Linked DNA regions of Mus musculus: region 2 is linked to region 1. A link is a loop called in an ENCODE intact Hi-C map of the cell type or tissue named here. Cell type or tissue: left cerebral cortex. All regions are shown on one strand.

The links. Peaks named below come from ENCODE experiments on the same cell type or tissue, not always from the same donor. Only the 100,000 strongest peaks of a DNase experiment are listed, where the experiment ranks them.
Region 2: a loop joins it to region 1, with 3.0 times the contacts of the local background. A loop is called at or near these places in 12 of 42 quality-filtered maps.

The regions. Positions count from the first base shown.
Region 1 is chr13:18,866,451-18,874,450 of GRCm38, reverse strand. It overlaps Vps41 (VPS41 HOPS complex subunit), which reads right to left. Exons shown (of 29, transcript NM_172120.4): 29 at 7,640-8,000. Among named protein-coding and RNA genes, the nearest start is that of Amph, 78 kb to the left of the region's middle. In left cerebral cortex, a CTCF peak has its summit at 6,042 (motif pointing left); DNase peaks (open chromatin) are centred at 3,719, 5,764, 6,055, 6,347 and 1 more place.
Region 2 is chr13:19,102,554-19,110,553 of GRCm38, reverse strand. Amph (amphiphysin) reads right to left here. Exons shown (of 21, transcript NM_175007.2): 10 at 7,544-7,682; 11 at 6,195-6,323. Among named protein-coding and RNA genes, the nearest start is that of Gm31887, 87 kb to the left of the region's middle. In left cerebral cortex, a CTCF peak has its summit at 3,891 (motif pointing right); DNase peaks (open chromatin) are centred at 3,927, 5,280 and 7,622; H3K27ac peaks cover 731 bases.

The DNA of each region.
Region 1 (8,000 bases):
CTGTAGGTACTTTGGGATGAAAACTACAAATCTAATATGCCTCTAGTGGTCTTGGAGAAGTAGCCTAACTATGTATTGAAGGTGCAACCTTGAATATAGGGTTATCTAAAGGTTATGAGGCAGAGAATCAAAGCTATTTCAGATAGGACTGAGGCATTACTGAAGGGTAAGAAAGAAATCAAGCCAAAAAAATCAAGCAATAATTTAGTCCCTTTGTGGACATTCTATTGTGTGCATCAGACAAAATGGCAGCCTTTGGAAGGCAGCCAATGTTGTGAGCACTTTATGGAGGGACAGGGAATGACTCTTTCTTTTAGGTTCTGACTCCATTTTCACTTTGGTTAGCAAAGTTGGAGGGCTAGAAAGGGATAACCATTGGCAAAATTATAGCACAATCAAGAGCCCACTGTGTGCTAACTTGGTCAGAGGCTGCTGCACAAAACAGTCCTTCTTGCGCGCGCCCAACTGGCCAGGAAGAACGACGCTGCAACAGGATCCTTCTGCACACGTTTATTCAGTCCTGTTTCTTCTTGTTTATATCTCCCTTGTTTATATCTCCCCCGAACCCTGGGCCTCTCACTCTTTTATACTCTCAGTTCCCATTCACGCACAGCAGGCCACGCCACCTCACCAGGTACGCAGCTTCAGCTAATCAGGGCAGCAGGGGCATATCTCCATCAAAATGGATTCACCGGTATCCTGGTACACCTGCGCAGCTCTCAAGATGTTTGTGGCTTATATGAGGAAGTCAGGTGCTAATCATACGACTTAGCTGCGGTCCCTGGCGCCTTTGGGACTGCCGCCACACCTGCTCCTCACAAGTCCTCAGCTTTTCATCCTTTGATGAGATGGATTGTCAATGAAGCTGTGAGAAAAAAACAACGCTGTCGGAACATATAGGATATGAAGGGGTAAAAAGTCACACTGATGTACTTTGAGACTCCTGACTTCAAGTCTTAGCCTCTTTTCTTTGCTAAATGAGAGTAACTGAACTGATGTTGGAGGGTCGAGTATCATAGGAGATAGCACATGGAAAATGAAAGTGTCTGTAACAGAGCATTCTTAGTCTATAGTGAGGACAGAGCCTTGAACATGACCAATCAACAGCCCACAGAGCACCTACCTGACTGCTCCTACGGTCTTCATGATAGCTCTTGATAATCCTTTATGTTTCTTGTTATCACAGTGTCTCACGAATATTTAAAACATGGCAAACCCTTTACTTATATCTGGAGGGACAATGACCATGTGCAAAGCCTCCCTGAGTAAATATTAGGATATGCAGCGCCATGGAAATGTGCAAGCTGCTCAAATAGAATGTGGGCTCAGAAGAGGAAGGGGAAAAGTCCTGAAATTTTTAACCCAGGAAAACCCCACATTCTTGAAAACAGAAGTTTTAAGTGCAGCGAACTCCTCAACTTCAGATTCATAGTGCAGAAAACAGTTCCTCTCTTCATGCTACCAAGCTCCTTACCTCCTGGTTAAAAGGTCAGTATTTCCTTCCCATCTCTTGTCATGTTTCTCTGGGTGGGCATGCCTGCATATGAGGTCAGAAGTCAACACTGAGACAGATTCTCTCACTGAACCTGAAGCTCGCCATTTGGGCCAGACTTCTAGCCAGGGAGATGCTCAGATCCATGTGTTTCCACCCCAGCTATGCTGGGTACGCAGATTTGACTTGGGTCCTCATGCTGCTCCAACAAGCACAGTACCAACTGTGCCAGTCCCCATATCCTACCAGCTCATTTTCTTTTAACACCCTACAATGATGGCAGCCATATGCTATACAACTGAACAAAGAGGGAGGGGAGATGCTTGAAGTCCAGGCTCCAGAAGAATGGTGGGTTTGTTTGTTTTTCCTTGCTTGCTTTTAGCTTGCTTTGGGCCTCCATAGGCTGGGGCTTTAGCAGAGTTAGAGCCACATTATTCCCCTAGTCAGTAGATATACCTGAGTGTCTTGATGTATACTCCGAAGGCACTGGGAATAGGCAGAGTTAAAAATAACTACTGAACTAACAATACAGTAATTGTGACTAAATAAACTGGAATTAAATAAATTATTCCAATGGTTTAAATTCTCCAGAGTCTAAGCTGCAACGAAACCCCTTAACAAGACAGCTGGGCACAGGAGGAAAGACGCTGGAAGATATGCACAAGTTAGCTAGAGGTCAAAAGGTATAGTCCTCCTATGGTACTTATCACCATCTTCACCCTAAGATCAGTGAGGTGGTCCCCTAATCCTTAACTCACACCACTCATAACTAGGAAATGCTTTTGGAGAACCTATTTTAGAGCACGAGTTTTGACAAATGATTCAATCCTACAGTGGAACTCTTGGAAACAATGAGTTCCATGGAACACAGGAAGCCTGTATTGGGTGACAGCACCTCTGGGAAGTTAATCTCTCTTTGGGCTGTATAAGGGTCCTTTTCAGATACACAAGCCTGAGAAAAAACCCAGGGCTCAAACTCTACACGGGGCTAAACTTTGTGTCACTTTGAAATACCTTACATAGAGGTGGGAGTGGAAGAGAGATAAGGGGTGGGGAGGGCTAGCATGTCTTATAAAGTTCAAGACTGAGCAGCTAGCTATACAGGTGTTGGTGAAGTCACTGAAGTGCGTTGACACAAACTGTTCTCATGTAATAAAAGCACAGAGCTACTAGCCCCTACGACCTGAGATTCAACTTCCAATGTTGCCAGCCTAGAGACCAAAGCTTTAACCCATGGACCTTTGGGGGACACTTCCATATTCCACTTATATACACAGTGTCAAGCCAACTTGAAACAGAGCTTAGACCAAGCGTGATTTGCAGTGCTATTTGCTATCACACAACTGAACAAATGCCTACAACTGTGCAGTACATATTTTGAACAGAAATCTTAGTGTATGATTTTAAATAATTAAAACCTAAAACATTGTTACAGAAGTTATGTTAAAAAGAATTTCAAATTAGGATAACATTTACTAACTTCTTAACAGTACCTTGAGAATTTGGGGATGAGAAATGTGTGTTCTTGAGCTTTTTACGTTTAAATAGAAAGATATTTCAAGATATGCCCTCAACTACATATTTTGGTGGGGAAACTTACCATCAATGAACCAGAGAGAAAATATTGGTAATATTGGTAATACATCATTTTGGAAAGAGAGATCCAAGATGGATTGAGCCCAGGTGTGTGGTGTTGCAAGAAGGTCATATTGTATAGGGATACTGTATATATCTTAAAATACAGTCACAATTTGGAGTCAAGTTAGGACTACAAGAATCAAATCTTGAGTGGAATACATCACTACTTGTAACACATGCAAACATTCATGCTCATTTCTTCTTTAAGAAAACTAAGATATATATGAATTACTGACAACTCTGAGAACTAGCATTATTCGGAGCAAAAGTAATACATTAATGAAAATGGAAACAACAAAAAAGGAAGCTGACGTAGTAATCAGACGGGAGAGGCACATCAATACTCTGGTAGTAGAATGAAAGCAAGGGGCCTGAAGCGACCAAATTTATAAGCTGGCCAAAGATGTGGGTATTCAGACACACAGCAGATGGGCACAGGATCTGAGTACAGAAATAAGAGTAGCTGATTAATTCTGCTGTTTCTGATTGAATTTGCTCTTTCTCTAGGGATTTAGAGCTGCTTAGAGTAGAATGGAGACTGAGAGACCAACTACTTTTGGGGACAGCTCAATGTCATTTTCAGCACCCTGACAGATGGTTACCAATCTTAGCTTGAGCCATTCCATCCCTTTCAGGGTCTCTGGGACCCAAAGCTTCCTTATATTTAGATGACATTCCCTAACATAAGCCATCCTAGGCCAAGCCAGCTGGTGCACAGCTCGTACCTGCGCATCTCAGCAGCTATTCTGAAGTCACCTGGAAGAATCATTTTTCTCCTCTTTTATGTAACCAATTTCTAAATTTTGAAATTTCCCATTCTTCTCAGATTTTGTGACTTTACAGTATTATAGTGTCCAATCTGTCCGCTTGTTTCCTAAATGGCCTGTTTTTCACATTCTAGCCGTGTCCTGGCTACTTCTATTTTGTCAGATCTGTTTTTTAAAACACCTAAACCAAGTAAGTATTCTCACCTGCTAAATCAGGAGTGCTTCTCTCTGTAAATAGGGCAAATAATCTATTAAAATTATCACAGTTTTTTCTTTCTTTCTTTCTTTTTTCTTTTTTAGTAGACAGATGGTCCATATTTGTGGTCATGTGGTAGCAAGTTACTGTTGTATAACAAATGGCCCCAAAATTTAACAACTTAAACACTTATCATCATTGTTTCTGATTTAGGCATGTTTTGGGTGGGCTGTTCATTGTCATGTGTATGTTAGGGTGTTGGTTGGAACTCTAGGGCCTGAAGATTGATGGAAACTACATGACAGCTTCTAAGCCATTTTAAGAGTAAGAAAGCAGACCAGAGAAAAGTGTACATATCCATAGACATTGACAGACATAGATATATAGTGAGGATCAAGAGAGAAAGGGGTACGGTAGAGTAGTGCTATCCATCTACCCATCCACCCACCCACCCACCCATCCACCCATCCAGTCATTCATTCCCTCAGCATCTTCCAGATGTTTTGAGTCATTCCAGTAGAAGCACTAGGCACTAAGATGAACAAAAGGTTTCTCATCCATACTGACCCTACAGACCACAGGGTGCCATGACAAAGGGAAGGGGAATGAAGTTGGACATGAACTGAACTGGCATGGAGACACCTGATATAATCAAAGTTACATCACTTGATATACCTGGGCTTTCAGCTATAGCTCCCTTGCTCTTGGTAAGACAGAAACAAGGGCAGGGAGGCCACAGCAGGAAAGGAAAAGCAAATCTTTTAAGTTCCAAAATCTTTTTAAAAATTTAGTAAACAGCTGCCAGTAGATCCAGCTTTTGCAAACTCCAAACCCAAAATAATAATAATAATAATGATAATGATAATAATAATAATGTAAGAGTCAATTTTACTGCCCTAAAGATCCAAGAGCTCAAATGACCAGGCTGCAGGGCTAAGGCATCAGGGTGAATGCCCTACTTTCTATCCCAGGACCCAGCTTGTCAGTGGGAAAAGGGATAAGCTCTACCAGATGATAGATGCCAGCCTATTTTCTACTTTCTCTTAGAAGCAGCAATCTTTGAAAGCAAATGTCCATCTTCTTCTACCCATTTACATACATTCTTAGCAGTGTGATGGATAAAGATCAACCAAGTTACCATGTCTGTGTTTCTCATGGTGCCAGGGTTAGTGCACAGACTAATGGCTAGAGCCAGCTGGGACTGGATAACTGAGTGAACCAAGACTGCATCTGTTCCATAGACAATCATGAACTGGATAAAGGCAGACACGTGCGAAGCCTCTAGCCAGTGGTCCAAGGTCAGGGTGGCTGAGGACTGACTGGGCCAACTGGGTCATCAGTACAACAGCAGTGCATAGGTGAAGGGCACAGAAGTAAACTCGTAGCCACCATGCAGGAGTGACAGGCAGGAGGCTGTAGTTAACTGGCAATGCGTTATGAAGATCAAACCAAAGCCCGTGAGCCCTTGCACACACAGGACACAGGGAATCCTGAGAGTGCAGCTAGGTCATGCCATGTTTGCCTTCAGAACTCCCACGCTAGCTGAGTGCACAGGAAGAGCATGGGCAGGGGCTGACTCTGTGAGGATTGATTCAGACTGATTATCATTCTCTTGTCTTTCCTAGTGTCACACTGTTGTTCCTAGTCATGCTCGAATCTGTGCCACACAAGGAAAGTGTCTTTCCTCAGACTGTAGAAACCAGCCCTCAGCAGAATCAAGGCATACGAAGTAAAACTCAGTACAATTGAAATGTAGTATTAACACCCCAGGCCTTAATAACAAACCACAACTAACTGATTCAGTATTTAACATATAGAAATGCCTCCCCCATGTGTATGTGCCTACTCAGTATTCCTGACAGTTATTAAGAACTTTATGTGGAACTGGGGAACAGGTTAATATTTATACAACATGGTGACTCATACTGCTGCGTGCAGCCGCCCTCTGCTGGAAATGGGCAGTGGTTTCAGGGCAGCCACTGCAGCCAGGCTGTGTGGGTGGCTTGATGCTTCTAGAATCTTCCTACTGCTTGCTCTTCAGATCCACAGTGATTCTGTTACCCATGGAAACCTCGTAATCAATACCTTCCTCTTTCTATGTACTGAACAGAACAGCTCAGCTGAGTACTTCTGTAAAAAGATCTTCAGTGGGTCAGAGTAGGTGCCCTGAAGGCAGACTGTGACTGCCGGAGTTGAATCCAGCTGGTACACTGACCCCTGCCTTGACTTGTGGGGAGCTGCTGAGCCTTTGTCTTTCTTCATGGGCAAACGGCCAATCTACTAAGAAGCCTGCACACACAGCTGCAGGCTGGCTAAGGCTCATAAAAGCCCTGCATATCATAGTTACTCTACAAGGATTTGTTTTATAGGGTTTCTATATTGCAACAACCAAATAACTGACTGAGAGTGTCTGAAAAACTTTTCAATAATGAGCACCAGCAAGTAGGAAATCCTGGTTATAAACAAATAAAACAGTTGTCATTAAGTAACTTTGAATTTGGCTGATGCATACACGAGGCAGATTTCTTCAAGGACAAACATTTGTGTCTATAATCTCTGGTAAAAGTGGACCAACCTGGCTTCAGGCATGTTTTATTTATTTAAAAGATTTAAAATTATTTTATGTGTATCTGTGCGTTGGCTGGATGTATATCTGTGTACCACACACATGCATGTTGCCTACAGTGGCCAGAAGAGGGTTTCAGATCCCCTGAAACTAAGGTTACAGACAGGTATGAGTTACTATGTGGGTGTTAAGAACTGAACCCAGAACCTAGGAAAGAGCAGTCAGTGCTCCTAATCACTGAGACATGCTTTCGGCTCTTCAGGTGTTTTTCATGGGCTGGTCACACATTAGAGAGGCTGGGTAACTAGCATTTTGAATATTTTGTTGTATTTAAATGTTTATAAAGTGAGAAATAATGGAAAGGATTAATTACCCTTTAGTACAATTATCCACCAGTTTTTTAAAAAAGAAAGCATTACCCAGGGAGGCAGGGTGGTGCTCTTTGCTTGCACCACCATCTCGTCCTGGAGATCTTAATCGATTCTTGAAAAGGGAATGAACACCCTTTGCTATCTGCATCCTGGCTCAGTTATTAAGAATGAAGCAAGCTTACTCCCTCCTTTTCTGTACTTAGGGGTTATTGTCCAAATGTGGTTTAGGAATTGATGGAATTTGCCTCGGAAGTAAACTGTGGTGGACCTGGCACCACCCATCCTCCCCTTCAGGAGTTCCATTTAGTTTTTCTGGCCGTGCACCTGCTCCGAATAGCAAGGGAAGTGACAAAACTTACCAAGCCGAACCTTGACATCAAACTGGAAACATTAAGAACAACAAAAAGTCAAGGCAGTGAGGCACACTCCTGCCAACCCTTCCAGGCAGTGAGATACACCTTAAATCTATCCTTGGCCCTTCTTTGGAGAGTCTCACTTAACTCTGACAGGGTCCCTGGCTTCCTCCTACTTATCAACCACAGCTTGTCAGTGCCAAAACTCACCTCTATTCCTTAAAGAGCACTTGTCTGCTTGCAACACAATAAAGGATTCACAATGAGAAGGGCAACATTTATTCATTCAACAAATATTGATGACCTGATGGGGCAGATAACTGAGCTAGTCAGCGCGTAGGTAGCAAACATAAGGCTATAGTACCCCAGCTAATGGTCTTCCCACATGTCACTGAAGGAGTGTCAGTTCTCAGCATTTTACCTTTAATTTTAATTTTTACCTCTAAATGCGCTTTAGGAGGCTACCCACAGCTGATGACAAACAGTGTAGCCAGGCATGCCAGAACTGTTACCAGCAGAACTTTTGGCCGACTGTAGCTGGCAGTGTTCTCAGTAGTGCAGTTCATGCCTGGTGGGTGTAACTAGGGTATAACGAAGTCACTTTGAACTCTTTTGCT
Region 2 (8,000 bases), 240 kb before region 1:
TCCAATTTTTACCTTGTTCTTTGTTTTATTTTACAAATGTTTATATTAATCATATATCATTTCCAGTATGTAAAGCCTTTGAAGTTATATGAGGTAGCATATATTGCAATTTACAGCTATAGCAATAGTGCATGTAGATATAAAACATGTACTTCAAATCTAGGCCTCAGAACTTCATATGTGCACATACAGGCACACAGTGTTGAATCACAACATAGTACGTTAATAAGACAGACCAATGAGGGCATTGGTACTACTTCTTCTAGAGATCATTTATTGTCCTCTTTTGTTCTCTCAACACATTTTAAGAATATTTACTATATTCCAAGTATTTTCTTGCCCCCAGAACTTTTTAATGAGTCAGAGAACGTCAAATGGGAAGCTGAAGGGAGAGGAGATAAAGCTTCCAGGAGCCAGGCCAGTTAGGAGCAATTTTGTATGAAATATAGATATTGAAACTTAACAAAACAGTCGATAATTTCTATCAATGAGCAAACTTGTAGTGTTTTATCAATACCCACGAGGAAGCGTGGCTGGGGAAATCTAATTTCAAACCTGGAAACATGAGGAGAGTGTTACAGATGTACTGCAGTTAATCTGGACATTGGCACTAACTACAGCACACTGACAGGATTTAAATATTCACAAGCTCATCATGGAGAAAATTTTACTCATTAAAAACAAGCAATGTTGTCAGGTGCTCTCCCTACAACATTTATTATAGAAAGATTTTAAAGAATAACAAAACCCCGGTCCTTTTTAATCTATAAATTGACTGACCATCTTCCTCCTATTTTCACATTTGCTACACTTAGGAAGCCTGCAGTGTCCTGATAAGTTGGCACACAATGGGCCCAATATTCTATACAACCAATTCCCTAGTTATGTTGTTTTGTTTTCTCGAAAGCCAGTTAAACAAAGTCCCTCTGAGCTCAGCATAATGGCATTGAGGCAGGGTCTTTAATATGCTATGACTAAGTGTGAAAGCCAACAGGGATAAAGAGGGCAAGGAAGATGGATGGCTGCTTTGCTTAGAATGACCTTCTGTGAGGACCAGTGGATTGACAGAGAGCTAAACTGCTAGTGTGATGAGGTCTTAGTATGGGAAGGTGGCTGCTGAGCAAATCGCTCCCTGACTACCATGACATTTAACTGATGTAACCCCATGAAGCTTGATATCAGAACGTCACTGGCATGTACATTTCAAGAAATTAAACAATGTGTGTGGGAAACAAGCCAACCAATAAAAAATAAACAAATAGAAAAAGCTTGCTCTGGCCCAAGAATCCCTAAGGAAGTCTCTGGTGACAGATAAGAATGGATTTGAAGTCACATTCTCAAGGTAAATTAGAACACAGTTTAAATCATTATCTGAAGATAAATGAGGGAGAGAGGGCTAGAATCCTCTATGAGTGTCCCTAAATATTCTATGTATCTACGCGATTGCTTTATTTTTGCGATGAACTATTAAAATCTTACTATATGCATGGAATGGTTTTCCAGGGATATATCATTTAAATCATCATTTCGTAAAATACATCACGAAACCTATTTATCAGGAACAAGGTCTAGAACCATTAGAGAAGGTAGCTTACAGAAAGGTAAATTGGGGCATTTTGTTGTAGCGTTTCTCAGAACTTTGAGCACACTAGCATGAGCTATTACAAAGAGAAACTGGATGAAGACACTCCTCATCTCATCTTACACCCACCCCCCCCCCACCTGAGCCTCTATTTTCACAGCATGAGACTAGTCTATTTCAAGAATGCATATTGTTACTCTATTCAAAATAGCCACAGATACTGAAGCAAATATTGACTTGGCACAAATGTTATGGAAATAACTAGCCATGTTTTAAAAGCTGGACTTAAGGCCCACTCTTTGAGATGAAAACCATCATAACAATGCTAAAGTGGCCAAGAATCTGAGGCTCAATAGTTCATGGGTCCTATGGGGCAAAGATACTATTATTCAGTCAAAGGAACACAATTAAATGCCTCTTAATGGCATATTGGCAAACCCTTAGCTAAGCGTCTCATTCTACCCTCATCAGAGATTCTTTTTCCTGCAGCGATTGCAATTAACATAGACCCACAAGTGGGCAATGGACAGAGAGTAAGGAACTTTGGAGCACTCAATCATAAATGGAATGTCTTTATCTAACCCCTCCTCAAGGCTCAGGCATCTAACTGGGAGGAAGAGAAGGTAAAAGATTGAAAACTCCAGAAGTGATCGCAAGAAAACAGTATCTTCTAGGCACAACAGGACTTACACACACGTGAACTCAGAGACTATGACGGAGTGCACAGGATGGTTTAAACCAGATAAGTTCCATCACTGAGAAGAGGATAGAGAGGCAAAAATCACCTCTAACAAAGCTTACTATGATTGATGCCTGCTGGGAAAGAGAAAATGGGTTTTCTCTAATGGCGTGTCACTGGCTGTATCAATGACTCTATTCGAAGGCCCGTGCTCATAAGTATGTGGGAAACACAAAACAGATTCCATGTTTTGTGTTTGTATGTAGGGGGGAGCAGGGACATTTTGTTTTATTTTTTGTCTTATTATTTTTTGTTTGTTTTTGTTCATTTTGACTTTTGTTGAGGTGTGCTACAAGCTACCAGAGGAGAAATGTAACGACCAATCCACCCAGCTGTGAACCCTGAAATCGGTAGTAACAATCTGCTTACCAAGACATGGCCACTGGTACAATAGTGGTGTGAATATCATGGACATAAAGAATCCCTTTTTGATTGGATTTAAGGTAAGTTAAAAACCCATTCCTGGCACTGTTGGACCAAGATCCTGAGGATAGACAGGTCAGAGAGGTAAGGTGGGAAAAGCTACTACTATTATTGTCCTAAATGGGTAAAGATTAAATCAAGTCCTGGTGACATTATTAGGTCTCTATACTGAGGCATCTCTCAGCTCTCATCAGAGAAACATCTTTTTGTGGCAGATGGCATCTAACACGGAGACTCACACTGGTTAAAGTACAGAGAATTAGAAACTAACTGTAATACTCAACTCTAGTAGGGCATCTATATTACAGCCTCTTTTTTCCAATGGGGATCACTGTGGAAGAGGTGAACAGACAGGTTATGAGAGCCAGAGTGGGTGGGAGACTACAAGAAAACTGTTTTCTGGACACAACTGGGCAGTTTCACAATGAACACACAGTAGTATGACAGCATGCAGAGGACCTGTAGGAGCCCAAGCCAGATAAAATTTCAGCATGGAAAGTGGAGGTGTGCACAAAGTCCCACCCATTTCTTGAGGTGCTACCTGCATTTGATAGCTACAGCTTTGTAGAGAGAGTATCGGTTTTCTTTATTGATGTATTTGGTAGATTAGCCACACTTTAGTGGAAGGATACATGCTCAAGAATATATAGACAGTGCATACTGAGTCTAATTAGGAAGAAGGAGTAGGAAGAGGAGTAGGAGGAAGAGGAGAAGGAGGAGGAGGAGGAGGAGGAGGAGCAGGAGGAGGAGGAGGAGAAGGAGGAGGAGGAGGAAGAGGAGGAGAAGGAAGAGGAGGAGGAGGAGGACAAGAAGAACAAAAAGAAAGAGAAGTTGTCGTCAGTGACTTAGGTGGATAACGAAGGGTGTGGATCTTGGAGGAATTGGGAAAGGGTGAATATTATCAAAATATACATCATGAAATTCTCAAAGAATTTATAAAACATTAAAACATAATAAAGGATTTATGCACAGGATTGTAAGTTCTTGGGAGGAAATAGTAGGAAAGAGTGAACTTGTCCTTCAGCAGTTTATGTTTGTGAACAAAACGTCAGAAAAGCAAGAGAAGCGTTTCCACATGCCATGGTATGCCTGTGAGCATGCAAGAAGCATTTCTCACAGAAAATTCTGGGCTATCTATAGTTAAGGTTTGGGCCATTAGAGGGCTCTGCAGGCTTAGTGGACTTCGGGTTTTCAGTTCCAATGACACAGCTGGGAAAGTGTTGCTGCTGAGGCGATTTTTCCATCAGATAGAATAGGTTGTGCTTCTTACATTTGCAGGATCTGGCCAGGATTAACGCAAGTGTTTTTCTTTCTCATTAAGTGCATTATAAAAATAGCCATCTGTGGCCATAAACAATCTTCTAAGTGTTGGATGACTCACTTAGCAAAACTCCAAGGCAACACTGAAAGGATCATTCTGCAGTAATGTAGGGGGAAATCGTTCACATAATTCTCAGCTTTCCAGTTTTCAATACTTGCTATCACTATTTCATTTCTCATCAAGAATTGGTTATCTTTCCTCTCTTATCCATTCATCTGTACATTGCCCAAAACATTTTATTACTCAGATTTTGCAATCCATTAGCTTATAGTATATGTCCCAATATATAGTCTGTTCAATGCATCTAATATCATAAGCACACAACATGCATGTGTCGAAAAATTCTCTATGAAACATTTGAGATTAGACTGTTTTAAGTGGGGCAGTTATAAATGGGCCATCATTTCACAGACTTGGATTGGCTGGACAGCTCCACAAACAGAAGCTGTTAATTCACCGTGGCAGCCAGTTTACCATCACTGATTTGGACCTTGTAGACTTCCAACTGATCAAAATAGTAGTTCTCAGAGTGAGGTCCCAACACTAAGGACTGCTGGAGGTATGTTAAAGTGACACACAAGCTGCTTGTAGCTGCAAAAGGACAAGCAACTGAGGAAATTGTTAAAGGACTGCAGAAAATGCAGTTTTTGCCTATTTAAAATAAAACTAGATTTTCCCCCCTACTCAATAACCCAAAATGACAAACAGAAATCTAAGTCCCATTTCACTTCTCTGTACATCTTGGTGTGAAACCAGGAACATTTGGTGAATTAGAAGCATTGTATTTCACACTCTGTGATCCAGCTATTGGAGGCTGGGTACCTCTCAGGTTAAAAAAAAAAAAAAAAGTGACACAACACATCACAAACAAAATAAATAAAGAAAAAATGAGCAAAACCAGAACTCCTCTTCTTTCTCCCTTTTAAATGAAAAGAAAACAGATTAGATGACAAGGAATGTCCCCCATCACCATATGTCTCTGGCAGGTAGTAATTGCCAATTCAGCTGACAGACTAACAAACGTGGCACATTTACATCAGTTACTGCAGGCTCCAGTAGGGCAGTTTCATGAGGTCCTACAGAAAGTGGTGCATAGCCCAGATGAGCAGCTCTACCTGTAAGCTCTGAGGCCTCCACCCTGAAGTTCTCCCTATCCTTCCTCTGGCTCACTGTTTTCTGTCTCTTCCACTCAACAGCAGCACGGAGAGTTAAGTACTTAAAGACTCTCCTGGCATCTGTAATTTTCGAAAGTACCTCATTTCTCCCTCTCCCCACCATGAGGGTCCTTGTAACCGAGCCAGAAAACTTCAAATAAAAACACTTAACAAGAAAGAATACTTCTGGACCTCATCTTTGCTTCAGACCTGCTCTGTGTGCCACCTTCCTGCCACTTAAGTAGTCTCGTCTCCTTTACAGGTGTCCTCAGCTAAGTACACAGGCTTCTGAGGACTAAAGTCCCTACTTGTGATGGAACTCGGAGGATGCTATTCATGGACACAGGTTAAAGCAACTGACCAAGGGCAAGTCATGCTAAAACGCCTTCAGTGCAAATGTTAATGTGGAAATAAAACTGGAAGACCATTCTGGCTAGTAGAAAAGGTGCCGACTGATAAAATCTACACATTAAAATTTAGCTAAGAGTCAGTACATCCAACCGGTATGATAGTCATGTTCAATGCTTTTGCAAAGACAATAGTGTGACGTAAAAATGACCAGGGAAATGAAGTTGCTACATTAAGACTGCATAACTACACACCTTGAATTTTAAAATGTGAAACTGATAAATGCTCAAGAGGGTGGTAGAAAAATTGAAAGAAAACAGGTCAGAGTGCACACAAGGTTATGTCACAGTGGTAGGATGACAGCGACTCCTATTCATTTTATATTTTTCAATATACTTTCTCATATATATATACATATGTATATTCAATAAATGTTAGAATTTTCAAATCCTATACACCTAGCATTTAATAATCTTTGATTACACAAAGCAATAAAGCAAGCACAAGTGACAAAGTTTTATTAATGGCTCAGATATCTAGTACTTTCTCTACAGCTGACCTGAGAGTCCCTCCCACCATGGCATCTATGGCATCTTGATAGTCACCCCAGCTGCCCTGACCACTCACCTGGGAAGGTGTTGTCACATTGATTTCTGGTACAAAGTTGTCCTCAAAGAAATTGATGATGTTCTCCTGTTTCAGTTCCTTTGTTGGGGTGACTTTAGGCAGAGGTGGGACAGGAGGCCCTTTCCTTGTCTAGGAAGCATCAAATAGAAACATGGTAGCCTTTGAGGAAGTGTCAGATAAGCCCAGCTATGGAAGAAGCCTGACATCTGTCTGAAACTGATCTAGACAGAGGTGCAAATGTACTTGATTCAAGTTAAGAATGCTGTCCACTTGGGTGCTTCTCTGAACACTGACAGGCAGTGGTCTAATTGGAAGAAGTCAGGTCACAAGATGAGAGTCCATTCGTCTCAATTTGAACACTGCCCAGACCTGCAGGACCTATGATGTCACCTGGAGGCCATTCTTCTCTCAGCCCAACTATCAGTGATTTCTCTCGTAAGAAAAATAATGGAATTTCAAAACAAAAATCAAGCCAGTTGTTTTTGTTTTGTTTTGTTTTGCTTTCTTGTTTTTTAGATTTGTTTGTTTGTTTGTTTCCCCCGATTGAATCAATGAGATCAATCAGAGACAGCTTCCACTTCACTTTCCACTCCAGGATTTTGAAACTTTCAAATCTACTACACATCTTCTTACAACTTTGCAGCTTCAGCCATATTCATGAAAGCTTATACTGGAGCATGAATATTAAATGTAGCTACAGAAATGTGTTCACACAATGCAAGGAAATAAAAAGCAGTATTTTTTTTGTTTGGTTTTGGTTTTGTTTTGTTTTGTTTTGTTTTGTTTTGTTTTGTTATCTTTAGTTCCCTTTGCCTGGTCCTTATAGTTTCTTTAAACTTGTCCCAGGCTGGTCACAATGCAGGTGATGGGACACCTCACAATACCCCAGTTCTGGGCAGTCATTGACTCCAGTGGAACACTGGAAAGGAGGTTCAGTTCAGGAGGAATGTAGAATAATTGGAACTTTGTAGATACGCTTTTTCTTATTCAAAGGTAATAGCTGCTCAGAGCACGGGGCATCCCAGGCAAAGGCTCCATCACTGAGTAGATTCCCCAGCCTCTGAAAGGCAGGAGCCTAGGAGCAAGGGAAGGTAAAGATGAATACAGTCCAGCAGAAGAAGGTGGGGATGGGGCTAGAAAAGCCAAAGGAATCAAACACTGAGTACAAGAGGAAAACACAAAAATTGAATAGCAAAGCAGACTGACGCCTCAATGGCAATAATAATATCCGTTGTCTTATGCCTTAGTCTCGCCATAGAAACTTTCTATAGTGCTTGGTCACCACAGGAGGATCCCAGAGAAAGTCACCTCCCATGAGTTTCCCCACACCCCCGGTATACGCATCATACCTGTGAAGGTGATCTGGGTCGCACTGGGGCAGGAGATGCAGGTGCTAATGTGTGGTTGGGACTAGCCGTGGGGCTGGGCAGGGGAGAAGGCTCCTCTGGAGGTGATGGTGTCTTTGCAATGCGAAGAGGACCCGAGTCACTGGATAGACACAGAGGATGGAGCAAGAAGCCTTCTGAGAAGCAGGGTTCCTAAAACCCAAGATTCTTTAGCCCAGAGGCATCCTGAAGCTTAATGTCACTGTTATTTCATCCCCCACGTCCAGCTTAATTCTAGTTGTTAGTAATAGTAATGGATGTTGGTAACTGGCAGCATGTATTGCTCCCTGTGAACCGGAACCAACCATGCATGGTCTCTCTGTTTCATGGTACCATGCAATATTGACCCCGCTTTAGATATGTAAAGAGTGGAGTGTAAATAGGTTAAAAACAAAGAAAAAAAGGCACTCAGTGTTTTACT